Regions from separate parts of the Mus musculus genome. Here region 2 is linked to region 1. A link is a loop called in an ENCODE intact Hi-C map of the cell type or tissue named here. Cell type or tissue: gastrocnemius. All regions are shown on one strand. Each heading gives the region's core, and the rest is flanking DNA. Links, peaks and the distances in the headings are about the cores only.

Region 1 (10,316 bases), core at 2,864-7,863:
CAGCCTTTAGATGTCTTACTCTAAAAATAGTTTGTAGTTGAAAATTTTCCCCCTTCTTTAAGTTCTTCTAAAAAGGACCTATGAAATTAGAGGTTTGAGCAGCTACCCTCTTCCTCTATACACTATACAAATGGTAAATGTAAATCACTATACAAATGGTAATTATAAAATGCTGTTTATCAGGAATGAGAACAATATGAAAATGGACAAGAACTTCTCCCTAACTAGTGCAGTACATGAAATCTGAGGTAGATGTTTATATCACGTTTGCAATACTTAAAAATTACCTCACAAACAATTGGTCAATAATTGTTGAATTTCTGTAGTGCAACAGAACTCACAGCATCACTTACTACTTCATGTCTCATGCCTTTTTACTTTTTGAAACAAGAGTAGCCTGGGCTGGCCTCAAACCTCCTATGTAGCCAGAGATGCGCCTTAACTTCTGATCTGGATACCTCCACCTCTTTAGTGCTTATTACCGGGGTCCAGAGAAGCTGGCTTACTTGGTACTAGATAAGGATTCAATCTACAGGCTTTGGGCAAGACCTCTTTCCACTAAACTATCTGTATTCATAGGCCATACTCTAAAGTCTTAAAAACAAAAGACATTCAAAAATCAAATTCATATACAGCTCATAAAAGAAAAGCAAAAAGACAAGGCAAGTGGGTTTTGAAAATTCTTATCAGCTCCAGCAAATCTGGGGAAACAAGCTGTTCAGAAAATCAAGTAACTGGAGTCATAGTAGATTTCGTGAAACGTCCCTTAGGAACTCGACTCCAACAACCAAGTGTAGGAGTAACTATGACAACAAACTATACTACCTTCTACTGAGCAGCCCCATGCTTAATGCTCACTGTAAATTATGTATAGAACACATATAAATACAATCTGCATTCTACCCTTTCCTGTTTTCACTATTTCATCAATATTCATACACTTAAATCTTAAAGCAGTTTAACATCTCAAGAAATGTTCAACCTTTTTTAAAAGTTATTTTTAGACAAGGTTCCACTGTTCCTTGGCTGGCCTGAAAATTATTCTGTAGACCAATATGGATTTGAGATTCACCTGCCTCTGCCTCCCCAGTGCTGGGACTAAAAAGGCAGGTGTTACACATGGTCAGCTTCTGTCTTTTAAGTTACATCAAATACCTTTACTGCATCTTCTATATCACAATCTCACCTTTCCCTCTAATAGCTATGAACTCAATTTCTTAACCTTTTAATAGCAAGTTAGCTTTTTTTAAACTAAAAATGCTCAAGACCATTTTAATCCATCATTCTATAATTTTATTATAACCCTTTGAGGCAAAAGGATATATAACACCTTAAGCCAAAAATATTTTGATATGATTTTAAATAAAGCCTCAATAAATAATCTCCCTAATATTTAGGATGGTTAGCCTAGTTTCAACATAATGTAATTTACATTAGATTTCTATTCTTTATATTATTGTGCACCTCAAATAAAATATTCAATGCATTTTTAAATAAACCTAGAAAGACAAAATACATTATAAATACAATAAAACGGCAAGCTCCTACGTTACAATTTATACTATCAATACGAATATTTTATGAAATGTAATCCACAGAGACTAAGTGATATCTCCTTTCTTCAATGTTGTGATTAACAGGACTTTTATTGGTAGTAAACTAGAGCAAACAATCAGAATAATACATATGTAGTATTCAGTACACACAATAAAAGTTAAAGAAATTCAAAACCTGTATAAAACAAAAGAGAAGAGAGAGAGAGATCCTACAGCTTAAGAGATACAGGGGTAAAGGTCCTCTCCATCTTTGATCACACTTGTCTCTGTACCCAACAGAACTTACTGCACTTAATAAGACATACAGACATTTTAGTACTGAGTGTATTAAAAGAATTAAACACATTTCTAAAAATCTTTCAATGACAAGTTGGTACCCTTTAGCTAACTAAAGCTAAAAGGTGGAAGGTGGGAAAAGGGAATTAACTAGTATTTTGTAACCATTTTTAATAATTTCTTATTTTCCAAACACTGCTTTTATAACAGAAGTGTTTTACACTTGCACAATATTAATTACTTTATTATACATGGAAGCCTGTGGTAGGCTGATTACACAATGAGACTGCAAACAACCAGTGGGACTTTTCTGACGTCAGAAGAGTTCATAAGACTAAACACCACCAAAAGTACATAAAAACTCATCAGCATAAACATCAAAGTACATTAAAAAATATAATCAGGAAAAAATACAATTGCTAAAAAGTGGTTTAGAGCAGAGCCACTGCCTATCAGTAGCTTCAAATGGCAATTAGCGTTCATAGCAAGTTTTGATGACAAGATCCCTGTACAATACTGACTAATACACCCCTTCAAAATGTACATTAAAGGCTGCAATTTCACAAAGAGTTCTGATGTCATTACTGAATACACACTCTTATCTGTTACACAAGCTCTGCCACCAGGTAGGATGACAACCCTTTGACATCTATGTATAGCTTGTACGTGGAAGTCGGTATTGGGTTTGTTAACAAAATAAAAAGAAAAGCAAAGTCAGGGATGTTTACCCTATTGTTTAGTATTTGAATGTCTTACGACATATAAAATGCATAATCAATTATCTTCTAGATGATAAATCACTCTAAAATTGAAACCATCAAGACAGGGAGAAGGAACAAGAAGGCCCAGAACTTTAAGAAGTTAAGAACAAATACCAAACCCAGACGTGAAGGTGGTGAGTAATAGCTTAAACAAGAGAATGTTTTAGGCCATGAATAATGCACACCCCAAATTTCAATAGACTATGTGAATTGAACTTACTTTCTAATACTGAAACCAACCAAACACTTGGGTTTTTAATTTTAACACTGTACTAGAGAAGACATTCACAGAATCACTTAATGGAATTACAGCCTTGTTACAGGTGGATAAAGAGGATGGTTTTTTTCCTCTTTCTTTTATTAAAGCTATCATTCCAGGCTTTGATCAAAGATCTAAGAATATTTGTTCTACCAATCTGGAATGAATCTGGGTTTGGAAGTGTGGAGTACATTGAAAAGCTGCAACAAAATATAGGTAGCCAACAATCTCAGAATTTTGGATCAGCCCAGACAGAGATAGCACTTGAAATGTTTTCGATCCCTTACTTAAATGATGAAATGTATATTCTATTAGCCCAGAAAGAGCAATCTGAAATGTTTAAGATCCCTTAACTTAAACAACGAAATGTGTATCATACTATTTGTAAATTGGATATTCCATTACGGTGATAACGTACAGAATTCCCATGCGTTATTACACTTTCCTGAGAGTAAAGCAATTAGAATAACCTTAATCCTAGCAACAAAGTTTCTTTTTTTTTCCTTTTTTCTTTTCTTTTTTTTTTTCTGTACTTTTTTTGTTTTGTTTTATTTTTTTTGTTTTTGCATTTAAAACTTTTGGGCTATTCCCTGACAATCTATACATGTAAATTTGATTGCTAAACATTGTCACTTTGAATGTCAAACTATTTTTAATCTATTGATTTTGATTAAAAATCATAATACAAACAGAGCTAAAATCACACTAACAAAATAAACTAAATATGAAAAGTTGCATTGAAAGGGCATTACATTATTCTTAATAGGATCGTGTAGAAACATTCCAATGGCAGTGTTCTCAAAATAAAACAAAATTACATTAGACTCCCAGCCTGGTCACTCTCGAGACCTTACCTGTAACTCTGGCTGGTGGGTGTCTTTACTCTTGTACTACATGGCTCACTTACATCAGACATCATATTTGTATACCCTGAGAAATCTGACACTGAAGTCCTTACTCTATGGTCCACTTCTCCATTAGAGTTAGTGATAAAGGTCATTGGCACCCTGCTGCCCGACTTAAACTGAGAACCGAATGCTTGTGCAAAGTTCTCAATCTGGTACGTTGTTCTAGGCTCTATGTCTTTCTGAGGATCAATCTGGCTAGCTAACTCCTGAGATGGAATCTGAAAGCTCGTTGAGGACTCTAAATTTTTCTGTTGTTCCTTCTGGCTAGTCAATTTCTGAGATGAGGACTGGAAGGCTGATGATGTCTCTAAGTTCTTCTGAGAATCTATCAGATCATCCAGCTCCTGGGAAGGTGTCAACTGCTGATGTGTAGCATCCAAAGCAGATAAATAAAGACCTGGTTGAGATCCAAACAACATCCCAAAAGGAGGCTTTGGCAACGAAGATGGCAGCACTGAGGTAACAGACTGGCCAAAACCACACTCCAAAGGAGATGTAGTGTATATCTGTTTTTCTGGAAACAAAGTGTGGTTGTGGAGAGGTGAAGACAAGCTGACAAATTGGAAACCGTGTCCAAGAGTAAAACCTGCATTAGTGGATTTTTCGAAAGCCTGTTGGAGGTATTTGGAGTATTCTTGCAACATGCTTGTTTTATCATTTGAAGGTGTTTGGGTGCCTGGGCTCAAATTTTCTTCTTGAACCAATTCAGAGTGTTCTCCTGAGGTGTGTAAATCCACTCGTGGTTCTGTTAAATTGAAAGGATCCTCCTTCTGTGTTTCTGATTTGCCAGAGTACTGATCCAAAATACTTTGTAAAACCTCATCAGGAATTCCAGACTTGTCGTGACAAGACTTAATTTCAGCATTTAGAGCTGAGGAGTCAATAAGTGACAATGGCGCCTCATTGTCCAAAACACTGACCCCTGCAGACTGAATGACTGACTGCTGGGAGACCATGTGTCCTACATTGATAGAAAAGGCACTGTTGCTGCTGGCAGTTGGTAGGTATCTTCTCTTCTTTGAAAACTGCATGGCATCATCATAATTACTACTTATCGGGCCTTGCTTGCCACTTGTACTTTGGAGAAGACTAATGGTCTCCACACTATTATTCGATACGATGCCAAGTGAGCCACCTGGCTTACCAGACAAGGATTTCTGCCCAACTACGTCTGGTAACGGTGACACAAAATTAAGGTAGCTTTTATCTGCATTCTTTCTGCTTCCTTTCTTAAAGATCAATTTTGGCACCCTTTTCTGCAGTTCATCTATTCCAGTGCCAATTATGCTCCCACTGGTAGACACAGTAGGCATTTCTACTGAATAACTCTGCATGTTTATATTGTTTGACATTTGTGATTCATTTGTTTTGCCAGTCTTGTGTTCCTTATTTTCAATAGCTATGCTTTTCGACTTCGACTTTCTCCTTGAGGAACTTGTATTTCCCTGAGACAACACAGCCAGGTTACCCATACTGTTATGGTTTGATGACCCAGGTTCTGCACTAGCGGCTCCTTTTGCTATGGCTTCACCACACGTGCGCCTGTGCTTCAACAATCTGTCAGTCCTTGAAAAATACTGTTGGCAAGTGTCACACTTGTATGGCTTTTCTCCACTATGTGTCCTCTTGTGTCTCTCCATATGGTACTTCTGAATAAACTTCATGCTGCACTGATCGCACCCAAAGGGTTTCTCTCTGCTGTGAATTTTCTCGTGTCTCTGCAGTAGGTATTTCTGGATGAAACCCATACTACACTGGCTGCACTGGAAAGGCCTTTCGCCCGTGTGGATGAGGACATGTCTCCGCAGGTGGTAGGAGCTCCTGAAAGCAGCACTACAGTGATCACAGATATGAGGTTTCTGACTTGGGGACAGGACGGCACCTTCTCCCTCTCCAACCAAAGGTTTGGAAGATGCACTTGGCTTCCTCTTGGCTTTGATTCCCTGAGATTCTGGCTTTGGCCTCTTTGCCTTTTTGACGTTAGCGTCCTGCTTTGGCTCCTGGTTGCCGTGCTCATCAGTCCTGCTACCGCTGCTCAGTAATACATCGCGGTGGTGCTGGGCCGGTTGCTGCTGGGCATGCTGGTGCAGAAGACTGAGGTCTTGGATGACGCCGTGGCTCCCCCCTTCCCCTCCTCCTAGGCCTGGTGATCGCTCTTCAGCCCCAGCGAACAGCCCCCCATAGTGGTGGTGGTGATGGTGGTGGTGGGACGGCTGCTCCTCGGGATCCGCAGGTTTCTCCTGCTTGATGCTCACCAAGGACTGCAAGAATCCCCAGGAGGTCCTCTGCGAAGGGAAGGCCGCGGCTGACGCCGCCGGCTCCTTCTTGAAAGTCATGTCCGGGGCTGGCGGAGGGGGGGGCTCAGCGGCCGGGGCTGCGGAGGTAGAGGAGGATAACACGCACTGCGGGGGAGGGGCGGCCGTCCCCGCCGGCCGGGTGAAGCTGGTGACCGGGGGAAGCCGGTGGTTGAACATAACCATACTCTGGGGGAAGGTGGGCTCCATCTCTGCTCTCCTGCCGCCGCCGCTGCCGCCGCTGGCGCTGCCGGAGCTGCCGCCGGAGCCGCTACCACCGCTACTGCTGGGACCGCCGCCGCCGCTAAGGAACCCGCTGCCGATTTTCATACCCCGGAGGAGGCCTGGCTGCGGAGAGGAGGGAGAGGAGGGAAGAGGGGGAACGGCGGTAGGGCCGGGCCCCGGGCCGGGACCACCGCAGCGTTTGGGACCCGCCGCGCCGCCGCCCAGCCCGCACCGCGCCCGGCTCCCGTCCGCAGCCCCGCCGCCTCCGGCCCGGCGCGCTCGACCCCGCGGCCTTCTTGGCCGCTCCCGCGCCCGCCCCGGCCCGCCGGCCACACTTACGGGTTCCGCCGCCGCCGCAGCCGCCGTCGCCTCCAGTTAATAAAAATAACGCCGTCCTCTCCACAATGGAATTAAAAGCCTCCCCGCTTCTGCGCAGCCGCGGCGCGGTGTCTGCCGGGAAGTCCTCGACCGGACCAGAGGGGCGCTCGGCGAGCCCCGTGCGCCTGCGCCTCAGTTTCCGCCTGGCTAGCCTGTCAATCAAGCGGGCGGTTGGGCGGAGCTGCTGGGGGCTAGGTGGGAGGGGCGGGGACTTGGAGGCGGACAGCGGAGGGTCTTCCGCAGCGAGGGGACGTGATTGGTGGCCCTGCTGAGGGGCAGACAGTGGCTGAGGGTTTCTAGGGAGAAGGCGCTCCGGAGGTGGAGCCCAAGGGGCGGGAAGTCCGGGGACGCCAGGAGAGCGTGTTGCAGCGTGGCGTGGGAGCTGCAGAGGAAGGGGTTAGGGAAGGTGGAGACACTGAAAACTGAACATTGGCATTTGGTTCACTTTAGTGTTTGCAATCCAAGTATTGAATCAAAATCAAACAGAGAATAGGATTCCTTAAGGTACTTGTGATTCTGCCTGAAAGCTTTAAACTCGTAACGGTATTGATTACAGATAGCTTTTACTCCTTTTCAGAATGGAGACAGCAATAACGCTTGTCTTTGCCTTTATTGAAGGAGCCTTTGAGACTGCCATAGAGGAGGGACCGCTGCAGAAAATTGTCTCAGTGCCAGCCTACCTGAAGGCTACGCAAAGGGAAACCACGTGTAATCCCAGGTGCAGCTGTCCTGTAAAACACGCCCACACACACTTCATCATCAGATGGTATTTAAATGCCACGTACTTTCTCAGTTGTCTGAATTTGCTTATTACGTTGAATACTAACTAGCCTCAAATACTGGCCATCGTTCTTGTTTAAAATCTCTGTTAGGATACATACCCCACTCTCCCAACCCCTCCAGTATAGAATACCTAGAAACTTGAAAAGTTGTTCCTTATTCAGTTGGGGGAAATTAGATAAAATCTTGAAATTAAAAGTTCTATCGACAAAACCAAATAGATATTAATTTAGTGCCTAATAATGTATAAAAGGCATTCACAGCGAGCATGCAAAAATCTAAACCAGCAACTTTCCTAGGTGTATTTATACACCACAGACTTTTTAATAAAAAGACCTGGAGAACAGTTATTTACATAGTGTGTTTTCTTAAAGAAATCACACGTCCATATTCTCATAGTGTTTCTCGAGATGACTTCTTGTAATAACTTCCTTGAGAAATTTTGCAATTAAAGCCATAGCGGTGTATTGTTTACCAACACAGGCCTCTCTGAGCCTGCCCAGAAACCTTAAAACTGTATTTTATGAATAGTTTCATGAGGCATTGTATCTTCCTAGCCCCATGGAACTACAGTTAAATTATTTCCTGAAACTACCAGGTATAGCTAAGCGTTGAACACTGAAAATTCAAAAACTTCAGACAGTAATAAAATATTAGTCAGTGCCAGTGAGAAATGAGGCTGTCCCTGTACTCAGGGTGTCCATGTTTAATGGTAAAGCTGGGCTGCACATAAGCCAGCCCAAGCATGAAGGGCAGTGGGACACTCATATGAAAGCCAACTTTGTTCTACAGTTATCAAGATAAGAAACCTGTCATTTCTCTCATTCACGCTGTCAGCCTTGAGCTACTCCAAGCAGACTTACCTCTAGGTTGTATACCCCATATATCAGGAAGATGAAGAGACCCTGTAAAATAAAACGGAGGGGGAAAGCTGTTAGCGCTAATCATTCCGCCAGTGGAAATGCCCGAAATAAACTTTCCCGGGAACAGACAAAAGAAGACACACTTCATCAACGTCCATTTATTTTCCCGTTTTTCACCATTAGAAGTCGTACCTTGAGCATTTATATGATAACACACCAGCACATCACTTATACTGGTTGTGCTATTCAATTCTTTGGTGATAGAAAATAGAAATAGTATCCTAACTACATGGAATAATAATTAGGAGGTGGCTAGATGATGAAACACTTAATATTTCTAAACTCCGTCTAAACTCCGTTTGGAGCAGCAACTTCAGTATATCTTATCATCTTTGAAGTTATAAAATTAGGAAATAATTGAAAGATTAAACACTACAGGTTACTGACATAGTTCAGTGATACTGTGGTTGCCTACTGTGGATAAAGCTTGAACCCCAGTACCAGTGAAACCAACCAACTCCTTTAAACCCTCAAACGAAAGAGATAAACGTAGGTAATAGGGACTGCGGACATAGCTCAGCAGTTAAGAGCATTTGTTTTTCTTGCATAAGATCAGGGTTTAATTCCCAACACCCACCTAGGGGGATCCTGCAGGCATGAACATGGCACATACATGGATGCGGGCAAAAATTCATATACATAAAGTAAATAAATCCTCAAAAAGATAATAAATGCGAATTGTCTATTTGAAACAGAGTCTCACTATATTCCCAATTCATAATCTTCCTATCTCTGCCTTCCAAGTACTGAAATCACAGGCTAAGCCCCCACACCCAGAAGTATGAATATTTTTAAAAACACTTAATTTTTAAAAAGATTATGTTTGAGACAAGATCTCTCTTTCCCTTAGACCAGGTTGTCCTAGAATTCACAGAGATCCATCTTCCCTCCTAAGTGCTGGGATTAAAGGTGTAGACTACCAACACCAGGCTAGATTCTTTTTTAAACTTTATTTTATGTGCATGATTGTTTTTGCCTTCCTGTATACATGTGTACCATGTGCATTTCTGGTGCCAAGGAGGTCAGAAGAGGGTATCCATAGCCCTTGGAAGTGGAGTTACAGACATTTTCAAACCAGTGAGTGCTGGGATTTGACCCAGGTCCTTTGAAGAGTAGACAGTACTCTTAACTGTTGAGCCATCTCTCGGGCTGGAGATTTTGTGTATTGTACTTAGCATTCACAAGGCTCTGGGTTTGAGTCTCGGGACTGGCAAAAAAAAAAAAAAAAAAAAAGCATGGTGCTAGAGACCTTTTGTTGCACATGTGAAGCCATAGATTTAGTTCACAGGACCAGTGAAAATAAGAAAAAAAATTGTAAAATACAAAATATACTTCACTTCTTTTAAGATTCATTTATCTGTTTTCTGTAAATAAGTGCTCAATCTGCATGTGCATGTACATGTAGAGAAGAGGGCATCCGATCCCATTACAGATGGCTGTGAGCCTCCATGTGGTTGCTGGGAATTGAACTCAGGACTGGAAGAGCAGCCAGTGCTCTAAACAGCTGAGCCATCCATCTCTCCAGCCATAAATCGCACCTTTAAACCTTTTTGGCCAGATGTGGTAGCAGACACTTTTAATTGCAAAGTCTCTAGACACAGGAGCAAGCAGTGCTAGAAGTTCAAAGCTAAGCTGGGCTACATAGTGAGCCCAAGGCTTGTTGGCACTACATGGTGAAATGGTCTCCAAACAAAACAAAGAAAACCTAAACAGATTACTATATAAGATATAAGATAGTGAACACGACTGATCTGCCAGGCCAGCAAGGTGGCTCAGTAGGTAAGTAAAGGTGCCAAGAAGCCCTCTCCACCTTTTCTGCCCATAATTCCCTTACCACCTCTTACACAGTGACATGTGGCAGCTCTAGCCCACTCCTTCTACCATTGGGTTTCATGAGTCAGACTTATTAGGTCACTGGGTTTAAGAGCGACCATTTCTACCCACTGAGTCAGGTCA
Region 2 (10,316 bases), core at 3,353-8,352, 2.0 Mb before region 1:
CCATATCTTTTTTCTAATCATTAAAATTTTTTTCTTTGAGATTATGCTGGAATTTCAACAACTCTCCCTTGCTCAATCTTCTTGGCCACTGTCCTTGTTTCACTGTTCCTCTGCCTTTTGTGTGGAGAGTGGTGAGCCTTTTGTGCACAGTATAGCCTTGCTCCCTTTGCTCTTGCAGGCTGGAAGACCTGCATGTGGTTTGATACAAATCCTCCTCGGCACTTCCATCCTTCACCTCACTCCTGGCTATTTTTTTTTTTTTTTGGTTTGTTTTACTTTAGCATCTGATCCCTATCTGTCATCTTTGAAGAAGTCCCAGAGGTAAAATTCTTCTAAAATTTCACCCTAAACCCCTGCTGCCCCTAGAACTCACTCAGAGCAGCTCTCATACTCTAGGTGTGAAATCCTTTACATAGCAACTGATGATCTCACTGCATGCTTGGAAACAGGCAGATTGTATTGTTTATGGCTACGTAACCTTGAGGAATCATAAATCAGGAAATATAAAGATGTCCACAAAAGAGAGGAAGGCCAGGGATCCTGAGAGTGTCTGAGAGAAGCAGAGTTTCTGAGACAGAACAGCAACACAAAATCAGATGGGATTATTCCAACTTAATACAATCCCCTTACATAGTTAGACTTCAGGTCATTATAATAAATGTATCAATACCATATTATTAGTAATAAAGATTTGGTTGTACATAAACAGTAGAAATATGTATTCAAATTTTATATAAACATTGAATTTAATTCATAACAACGTGCATCTCTACTTTTATTTCTACTAAATTTCTACAGTGAACAGAGAAAACTGCCTGGTTGCATAGATAGGGGTCATAGATATAGTATTGCAAATCTATGGATTTCAATTCATTTAAAGATGAAGAACTAATGGTTTAATTATTTATATCCTCAGAAAATAAATTCTTTTTTTTTTTTTTTTACTTTTAATTTGAGTGAGAAAAGAATAAATAAAAATAGGAGTTACATATTTTGGTTGTTGAATTAATTTTACCACACACACACACACACACACACACACACACACACACACACACATAATATTGCCTATAAAACCATTTTCTTTTAGGAGGTATTAGAATACCTGTGATATGATAACAGAATAGGGAAAGGCTATCTGGACAAGGAAGGGACTAGCCAGAGTGGGAAGGAAGGGTTGTAGAAGGGGGATATTAAAAAACTTACACATGCACATATGTATGAAAACCCTATAATAAATGTATTCAATTATATGCTAATCTAAAAGATTGATGAAAACTTATTTATATACACAGTTAAAAATTTAAAAATTCTATAAGTTAAATAAACCTACGACAGTGGTAAATAACACAGAAAGACATATATAATAGCTCTATCTAAATAGGGTTATTTTGAGAAGCAGTCTACTGTTTGCCTTCCATGCTTTTAGAGAGCAGATTATCCCAAAGGCTGATGGATATGTACGGGCTTGCCTCGGTGCCGCTTGAATGGTATATGCAGTGTCAACTTCTCAAGCCTTCTAAACAACACTGCTTTATAAGTCTCATCCTCTGAGCTTCTTACTTTACACAATACTGGAACAAGGTGAGAGTTACAGAGAGGAAAGAAAAAAAAAAAAAACTCCATAATTGGGACATCAGCCAGTGGTGAATTCAGAGGCAGAATTACAAAGGCTGGGGAGGCTGTTTATGATTGACTAGGCTCATTGTTCTAAGGCATGTGGAGACTGCTTTCAGTAATGCCTTTGGCTTCAGTAGAGGCACTATTCCACATCGGAGTTTATGCACACCCTAGGTGTCCAAGCAGCTTGAACATTAGCACCCAATTGAACTGCTGAAAAAAATTACTGAGGTATTTCATACTTCTGTCATTAAGTAGAGTAACCCAAGATTGAAGAAATGTTCATTGTAAGCATTCAGAGCTTAAATTTGAACAAAGTGGATTGGGAAGAGGAAAACAGTATTGGTTTTCACTCTTTTCAGTGAATGTGTTAGGGACAGGCCTTTGGAAATGTAACCTGAGGCAGGCTGCTCAACACAGGTATGAGGAAACACTAAAGGTAAACACAAGTACTTGTTGTCTTGCTTTCATTCCTGTTAGGAAATAGACCACTGCTCCAACTGTCCGACTATCTGACTGTCCGTGCCCGAGTGGGTCTGTTACATTTTAAAGCTGGAGCGGAGAACACAGAAGGAAATCTCCAAGATGAGGTGGATGGAGATAGAGTGTGAAAGTTAAGCACAATTCTTTGAGATCTTTCCATCTAGCTATGTAAAACGAGAGGATATTTTTAACATCTTATTTCCAGATAGATACAAAAGCATATACTCACACTCCCAAGAAACCTACAATTAGAACTCTCTTTGGGATTCAATTATTTTATTGACCTGGGTCGCTGACAGTATAGATATCAGTGGTTGCCAGCTGTGGCAATGGCTGGAGGTGCCACACTACCGAGGAAATTGCATTTGTGAAATGACTTCACAGTTTGGCTCCACAGGAGAGGGTGTAACTTCTTAATATATTCTCCACGTTGTTCCTTTTGCGCGTTGCATACTGGTCCTTTGACATTTGTCAGAGCAAAGAAAGAAATTCAGTTGAATTCTGATGAGCAAAGAAATTGTGATCTAAATCCAAGCAGCTGTTTGGACCGATTGCTTCCTGTTTTGCACAAGTGTATCTCAGTGTCTTCTACTTAAGATACATCTCAAAACATCTCTTCAGTTTCACAACTACTACAAAAATAGCTGTGGAAAAGCCATGGTCAGAATACCACTAATTTTAACCATGAACTATATCCCCAAGCTGTCATAAGTCAACAATTGGGACACAGTAGCATTGTGTCTCTGCAATTTTGAATTCTAGGGATTTGACGTGAGGATAAAATTAAGAAGGATTTAGCTGTTTTTAACAGGAGCTCATCTGCTAATAACCCACAAACGATAGCAAGGAGTCATTGGATGTGGAAAAGAAACTTGCTAATATTTTTCATGGTGCTTTCAAAGCATCGTATTTGCTCTCTGACACTGTACAGGGCTGACAAGCCAAGGCCAGAGAAAAGTGATCTCCCTTGGGCTGTCTGCAGTCTGTACTCTGACTTCCTCCTCTTGGCCCAGTTTAGTCCAGACATTTCAACAGCTTGACTAAGCCTCATCACCATTTAGCTGCCAAGCTTAGTGGCTGCCAGTCTCGCTAGTAGCTTTTTAAGTACAGCTGTTACTAGCACTATGTTTGAATCAAGAAGACCAGACCTTTCTGGTCTACCCCACTGGCCAGGTTCTCTCTCAAAGGAGAATTATTTTTAATATTACTTCATCATTCTTCTTCAGGGAAACATTTTTTCCCCTCGTAAGTTTCTTTCCTTATGGAGAAATTATATTTATGCCAGCACTGGTATGCAACATCTGTTTCAGGTTAGTTTATGGAGAGATGGTTTTGAGAATAAATACTGCTGATAATTTTTTTTCTTGTGTGGGGCCAACAGATATATAAAAAAGAAAAAAGAAACCTTGAAGATTTGGTTATGAACTGAGAGTTTTTAAGTATGATATCCAGATACTGTTTATAACCAAGTTAATCTGATATGTAGTATATGTGCCACATGGTAATTATGTATAAATACTGAGTTATTCATACAAAGGATTATAATGAATGCAGAGCATGAAGCTAAAGCAGCATTTGGGGAGAACGCTCAGAGGAGAGATGGATAGAAGAGGAGTTAAAGGCGCTTCTGCTCTAAGTGTCCTGAGCCGGAGGAGCCTTCTTGGGCAGGCTTCTCTGTTTTTCCATTAGCATTTGCTCTAGGCCAGGAGGCTGGCTGCTGGCGCCTGGGAATAACCTTGCCTGCCCACAAAGAAGGGGATATAAATTTAGAAAGAAAAAGTATATATAGTGTCTTCTGTTTTGACCCTCTTCCCAGTCTTTGCAACACTGTATACTATTTATCTGTAGCCATGAAGCCTTTACAAGTAGAAAAAAATAGGACACATTATTACGTAAGTTTAATACTTTGGACATCATATAACACCAAAAGCATTCTTTCTAGATAAAGGCTTTGCAGCCACTAAGCATGTATGAGCTGACTTTTGCCCAATTTGACCCTCACTCAGTGTTCGGTAAGTATAGTGTTTGCTTAGCAGTGTTTGCTTGTAAGTATAGCTTGTACAGACTATTCAGCGTGTAGATAAATTGGCAGTGTGCTTAAATCGGGGTACCTATCAATCTACATTTTCTAAACTGGTAATAGCAAAGCGAATAAGAACAAGCTCTGATCCATCGTCTGGTACCTCGGGTCTTTTAGTTTTTCCTAAAGTTATGCCTATGCATGGAGTACCACTGTGGCTGATTTGGTGTGATGTGACCTATGATATAGGCCAAATGCCAACTTATTGGCTTCATCCTAGCTTCCTCTCATATAGCACATTCAATGCAGCAGAAAACCTTGTTGGCTCTATCATGGAAATGTATCTGGGGTCTGTCTGGTTTTGCTAGCATTCTGGTCTAAGCCTGATCAGAATGTGTTACAGATACCATTATGTTTCCTTTTAAACTTCCAGTTTCTTCACCCTCCACTTTATTCTTCACAGCTCTGTTGTCTCTCAACTTACACCTGCAATGAATTTCCATTTCATTCAGAATAAAAATTAAGAGTTCGAAGTTCCACATCTGATAGTTCACCCTTTCTTACTCCACCAGCCTCTCTCCCTTGCTCACTAAGTTGGATCCTACCTGCATAGGCTTACTGGCTGTTTCTCCAACATGGCGAACCCATGCCTGACAGGGTAACCTTGCATTTCCTGGGTAAAACAGTCTACTTCCTGACAGTCACATGGCTCCTTTTCTCACATCTTCAGGTCTCTGCTCAAATTCCAAGTGACTTTCCCTGATAAACATGTTTAAAGGAGCACTCACACCCCGAGCTTTGTTTCTCTATGAAATAGATATAAAAGACATTAGGTAATTTGGACTTCCTCACTGAAGCTAAGTTTTATGAGAGCAGGGCTCTTGCACGTAGCTGATTGTAGAACTCCACCTGGCAAATCTGTACCGATTAAGCACTTGCCCCAACGTCACCTCTTGAAATTTAATTTTCTTACTAAAATTAACGTTTGCATTCTTTTCTAATTATATTTCACATACTTGCATTCGTGTGTGTGTCACATTGCAGTACGGATGTCAGAAAACAATTTGTGGGTCCTGGGAATCAAACTCCTGAGTCATCTTGCTGGCCCAAACTTTCTAAATCTTGCTTCTATTGTTTTAATCCATTTGAGCTATAATACCGCTTTTTCTTGTTGTTGTTTTTTGGCTCTATTCCCTTGGCAGGGGAACGAAACCAGAAAAAGGCCTACTGATATCAAATGGTTAAGATCTGTGCTCAAGCACGCTGTTGTATGTCATCGTCTGTTTCTAAGGAGAGGCGTTAAGGCTGACTTCCAAGAAAGACCACGATAAGTTAAGCGACTGGCCACTGAATGATTAGCATCTAGGTATGACAGACTCTACACTGCCTCCTAGCTGTTCGCTCCATTCGTTCAAATCTGGTTAGTGGAACAGTAGGAATCAAAGCTTTGCTTTTGAAAAGCTCCATGTACTAGGGAGAGACCCATATTGCAAATATGTGACGTGTAAACGAATTTATCTAATGTAATATTTTTGTAATGCCACTTTGTGAGTGTGCCTGTATCCCAAAGATTCTGCATACCTACCAACTAGTTCAACTTTCGGAAGGGTCCTGAAAAGCTTTCTTAAAACTGGGACGCTAAAGTCTAGATTTGCTTAGCCAGACTCCGGGAAAACTCTCGTTTGCCTGCACTGACACCATGTAGAGGCAGCTTAAACTACTTGGTAAGTGGGATCAAAAAACTCCGATCTGGAGGCAGGGGTCGACCGCCGTAAGCGAGGCACACCCCAGTTCTCGGGAAAGTGGTAGCGTGGGCTCCGGAGCAGGGTGCGGGCGCGGGGAGGGGCCTGCGGCGGCCCGCCCTCTCCTCGGGGATGCCGGGATGTTTACCCTCCTGACAGCCGCGGCCGCCGGAGGAGGAGCGGAGCCGGGAGGATGGGCCGCCGCTAACCTCGCAGTGGGAAGCGCGGGCCGAGCAGGGTGGGAGCCGGCGCCTGCAGTGGCGCGGGGAGAGGCGATCGGCCCCGGATCCCGCAGCCCTGCAGCCCGCGTAGACCGAGCTGCCCCGGCGCCCCGGTGAGTATGTACGGCCCGGCCGGGTGGGGCCGGTGCGGGGAGCGGGCGGGCCGCGTGGGGCCTCGGGCTCTCGTGCCTCCGAGGACCGCCCGGGACGCCTGCAACTGGCGGAGCGTGGTGCAGGCCGCTGGCTGCAGGAGCTCAGAGTCCGGGCGCTTCGACCCCAGGAAGCTCCACGACGGTGGTGGTGGCGGCAACAGGTCTCCGGGCTCCGACAGGAGGAACTCCAGCGAAGACCCGCCTCCGGGCTGAGCTCATTGGTCACCTTGGCTATTTACAGCTCGAGGATTGGCTCAACCGATTCGGCTGCAGCCCAGTTTAGAAAAGTGAAGTTCACGGACCGGGGAGTCAGTCGAGCGTGAGTGGTGGGGTAGTCAGGTCGAGGTCCGATTGAAACCGATCCAGGGCTGGGATGCAGCAAAGTATGAGCTGAGTCCCAGTGGGGCGAAGGTGAAGTTAGGCCGTGGAAGATGCTGCTAAGCAATGTCGATAGCCTCCGCCTGGTGCTAGAGGCCTTGGAAGACCCACAAGAGATACATTTATTGACTCACATACTATACTCGAATAGCCTAAGTCTTTGCCCGCGCTAAACACTAAGAATATATTTACTTTAAAGTAAGATATGTTTTGTGCCCTTTACAATTCTGGTGATGGAACTGAATATAGCAAAAACAATCTAGAGATGTAAAGGACTTTTTTTTCTTTTTGAGATTACTAACTTTAAAGGTTGTAATTGGATTCAATGCCCGCAGTTTATAGAGCATTATTAGGACCACTCTTTAGTTTCTCCTCCAAGGAATCTGCAGTTCCCGGGAGGAACTGACGTTCATGACGGTGTGCTTTGATAGAGTTGCTTTACAGAATAATGTTCCGAATAAGCTTATTATAAATCTGTTCTCTTCTAGACGATGGGATGTTGATGTGATCCAAGAAAGGTTTAGTACTCATACTCAAAAATTTATAGTTTGGGACAACCGGACAAACTCTGAAAATGATGAATAAAAGATAAAGCCTGCAGTGCTTTGTAGCATTTCTCACTAGTATTCATGGCTGCAGTATTTCGTGATGGCCAGTGCACTTTATTGAACTAACATGCAACCTAAGCAGTTATTTCATCTTCACAGCTATCTGCCACCACTCCGAGAGACCCGGACCATAATTTGCTTTACATCCCAAACCGTTGCATCTTCTGCTTCGGCTGGCGAGGGGTAGGGGCGTGTGGAGGGAAACTTTACTTCTTAGAGGGTCAGAAAAATGGATGATGAGAGGAGGGCCTTTGGAGAAAGTGCAGAAGGGACAGACTCTGGGGCGGAGTGGAGGGGAATCTGGACCCAGTGACCATGCAGTCCTCAGATTCCACAGTAAGGTGGGAGTCCCCGCCCTTGAGGGCACTGACAGCCATTGCAGCCAGTGAACGGCGAGGACACCCGGCCCCAGCTCAGGAGGGCGGGTACTTCCTACCGCTGCCCTGAGCTAGGCGAGGGAGGCCAAGTTTGTCTGAGGATGTGGGCCGGTGGAAAGAAGGGTTGAGAGGCTCAGTCTTGTGAAATTACTGCATTAAAAAATAGAGGGAGGGAGCTCTGGTTTTCTTTGAGCCCTGTGCTGACTTTCAAGATTCGGGCTCAGGTTGAAGTCACCGCTTCCACCGAAACCATAGGAGATAAGAAACGAACCTGGTCAGCAAATTAAATATAGTCCGTGACTGACTGGGGCTTTTGCCCGAGATCGCCTGAAACTGAAAACCAAGAACTACCAGAAGAAATCTCATTAGACACATTTATGGCAGCTTGGCAATTTTAATACGGTTAAGACAATCATTAGCTTAAATTGACAAGACTGCATTTTCAGACAAACAGACCTATTTTGTAATTTGAAGTTTATCTGGATAATACCTGTCTCCCGCCATTCCTTTCCCACAAACACTTTCTTCGCTGGACACTTAGTTTCTCTCCAGCCTAGTAAAACAGAAGAAATCATCTGTTCCGGTGGCCGAACTCGTGGAGGAGGGGAGCAGAGGCTGCGGACATGTCTTTCCTTACTAAATTAAAATCCAGCATTCCCGTTTCCAACACGCTGAAGTGCAGAGCAATTACACTCCGGAAAGACAAGTACTGCCAGGACTCCCCTCTCAGTCCCAGGCTTCTGGTGACTGCAGTTGGTGGCTCTCAGCCCTGGCTGACTACAAACATTAAGTATTGAGCATTTGCTAAAACTAAAATAAAGTAAAATTCCAGTGAAATTTTTTTAAAGTCAATTTTATTATTATAAGAATTTTTAGGGTAGCTGTTCTCATTTTCACCTTTTCTTTTCAAATATTTGATTAGTGTGTGGGCAGACCTTTTACTTTACAAGCTAAACCACAGTGCAGTAGCAAACTTACTTTAGTTCAGAAGGTGTGTGGAATTTATAGTTTAGAACTGTATGACATGGTGGTTTATTATTTACTCCGAATTGCTTTATTTGTAATTCTACAAATACTGCAACGTTTTTCAAAGAACCACCTCTTTATACTTTTGAAGTTGTTCCATTTTAATTCTTCCTCCTACAATTTATTTGTGGAGATTATAGCTGATATAACATTGGTTATATAATTGTACCCAAGTATATGCATTTGTGGTACATAATTTTACAATTTACAATTTACAGTTAAAACATTTTCTTTTTCTTGACATAGGGTTTTACTTTGCAGTCTATGCTGGCCTGGAACTTACTTTGTATCCAGTTCAGGTTGGCTTTGAACTCATGGTATACTCAACTTCCCAAGGGCTGAGATTATAGACATAAGTTACTGTCCTTGGCTTAGAATTTCTAAACTGATATAGCTGCAAAACTTCTAAACTACTGATTTGTCATTTTCCAGCTGAAAGTTTGATTATCTCTGTGGTGTTATATATCTCTCAGAATATTTCTTTTCCTTTTAAAGAAAGCAGCTTTATCGTTTATGGCTTCATGGTGAGGGGTGGGAATGGGGACAGAATCTAAGATGCTAAGGAACATCCTTTGCTCTTTTGGTCAGGATAAATGATTTTTTTGAGCCTTTATTAAAATAAAATCACTCCGTCATCCTGTGTGTCTGCTGACCTAATAGGATGAGTTTTAATGGAATCAGTGGCACAGTGTACAAATGAGGAAAACTTACTGGCTTATAAACATGTACAGCTGTCTGTTTTATATGACTTAGTGGAAGTAGTCTTTGTTGTATGTTGCCACAGCTCTTGTGTGGAGGAGCTACTTTTAAACTCCAGGCTGCTTATGTACAGATAGGTTCACAAACTCTAGACAGTCTCATAGTAAGTATTTTTGGCTTTGTGGGCTGTGTTGTCTCCTGGAGCTCCTGCTTTTATAGCCACAAACAGTACCCATATATGTGCTTGTAGCTCTGCTCCAAGAAAACGGTATTTATGTGGAAGATAACAGCAAAGGCCGACACATGAATTCTAAGCCATTGAGTTTCCAACAACAGTGCACTGGGAAAGGTTTGATGCTTGGAATTTTGTGTATGATGTCCACTGTACATTCCCTGATTTTTCTTATCGGTGTTCATAACGATGTGAGCCACTGTGTGAGCCACGTTGCTCTCTTGCTGTGAAGGATAAGGGCATAAAAATGCTTACTAGACTAGAACAGATGTAGAAAAGATTTACTAGAGAAAAGAATCTGCAAGAAGAGACAGACATGCAGGGGGCACAGCCTCAGAATAGCCTAGAGAGGGGATGGGAGTTGTCTCTGCAGAGATTTAGACAGCCTTCGCCTCTGGGGACCCTAGACCCATCCTGTGACATGGACTTAGTGTGAGTGGATGCTGTGTCTTGCTTTCTCCTTTGGAAATTCAGGTAGGAGCCGATGCCAGCCATTTATCTGCTTTTAAATTAGTGATAGTCACCACACGAGTGAATTCTGACATGCTTCATTCATTAGTGTTCATCTTAGCTCACTGTTGGTAAGACTCTTGGTATGACTGTTATCATTAGAGGCAATTTGGGGTATGTGTGATTTAGTAAGCTGCTTTTTTTTTTTTTTTTTTTTTAAATGAACTTTTTTAAAAGAAAAACAAAGAAAGGAGAATCCAAGTGCAGGTCTGTAATCCTAGACAGAGCGAGCTGAGGAGCTGAGGTAG

What was found. Hi-C counts contacts between places; a loop is a spot of excess contacts. Peaks named below come from ENCODE experiments on the same cell type or tissue, not always from the same donor. Only the 100,000 strongest peaks of a DNase experiment are listed, where the experiment ranks them.
Region 2: it touches region 1 in a loop (5-fold over the local background); 2 of 42 quality-filtered maps call a loop at or near these places.

Annotation. Positions count from the first base shown.
Region 1 is chr1:136,621,354-136,631,669 of GRCm38, reverse strand. Zfp281 (zinc finger protein 281) reads right to left here and starts at 6,769. Exons shown (of 2, transcript NM_177643.4): 1 at 6,619-6,769; 2 at 1,279-6,398. The coding sequence starts at 6,384. The coding sequence ends at 3,703. In gastrocnemius, for the core only: a CTCF peak has its summit at 5,950; DNase peaks (open chromatin) are centred at 5,581, 6,156, 6,799 and 7,332; H3K4me3 peaks cover 4,458 bases; H3K27ac peaks cover 2,473 bases.
Region 2 is chr1:138,615,435-138,625,750 of GRCm38, reverse strand. It overlaps Nek7 (NIMA (never in mitosis gene a)-related expressed kinase 7), which reads left to right and starts at 5,994. Exons shown (of 10, transcript NM_021605.4): 1 at 5,994-6,199. In gastrocnemius, for the core only: CTCF peaks have their summits at 5,511 and 7,589; DNase peaks (open chromatin) are centred at 6,049, 6,439, 7,616, 8,276 and 1 more place; H3K4me3 peaks cover 3,377 bases; H3K27ac peaks cover 4,190 bases.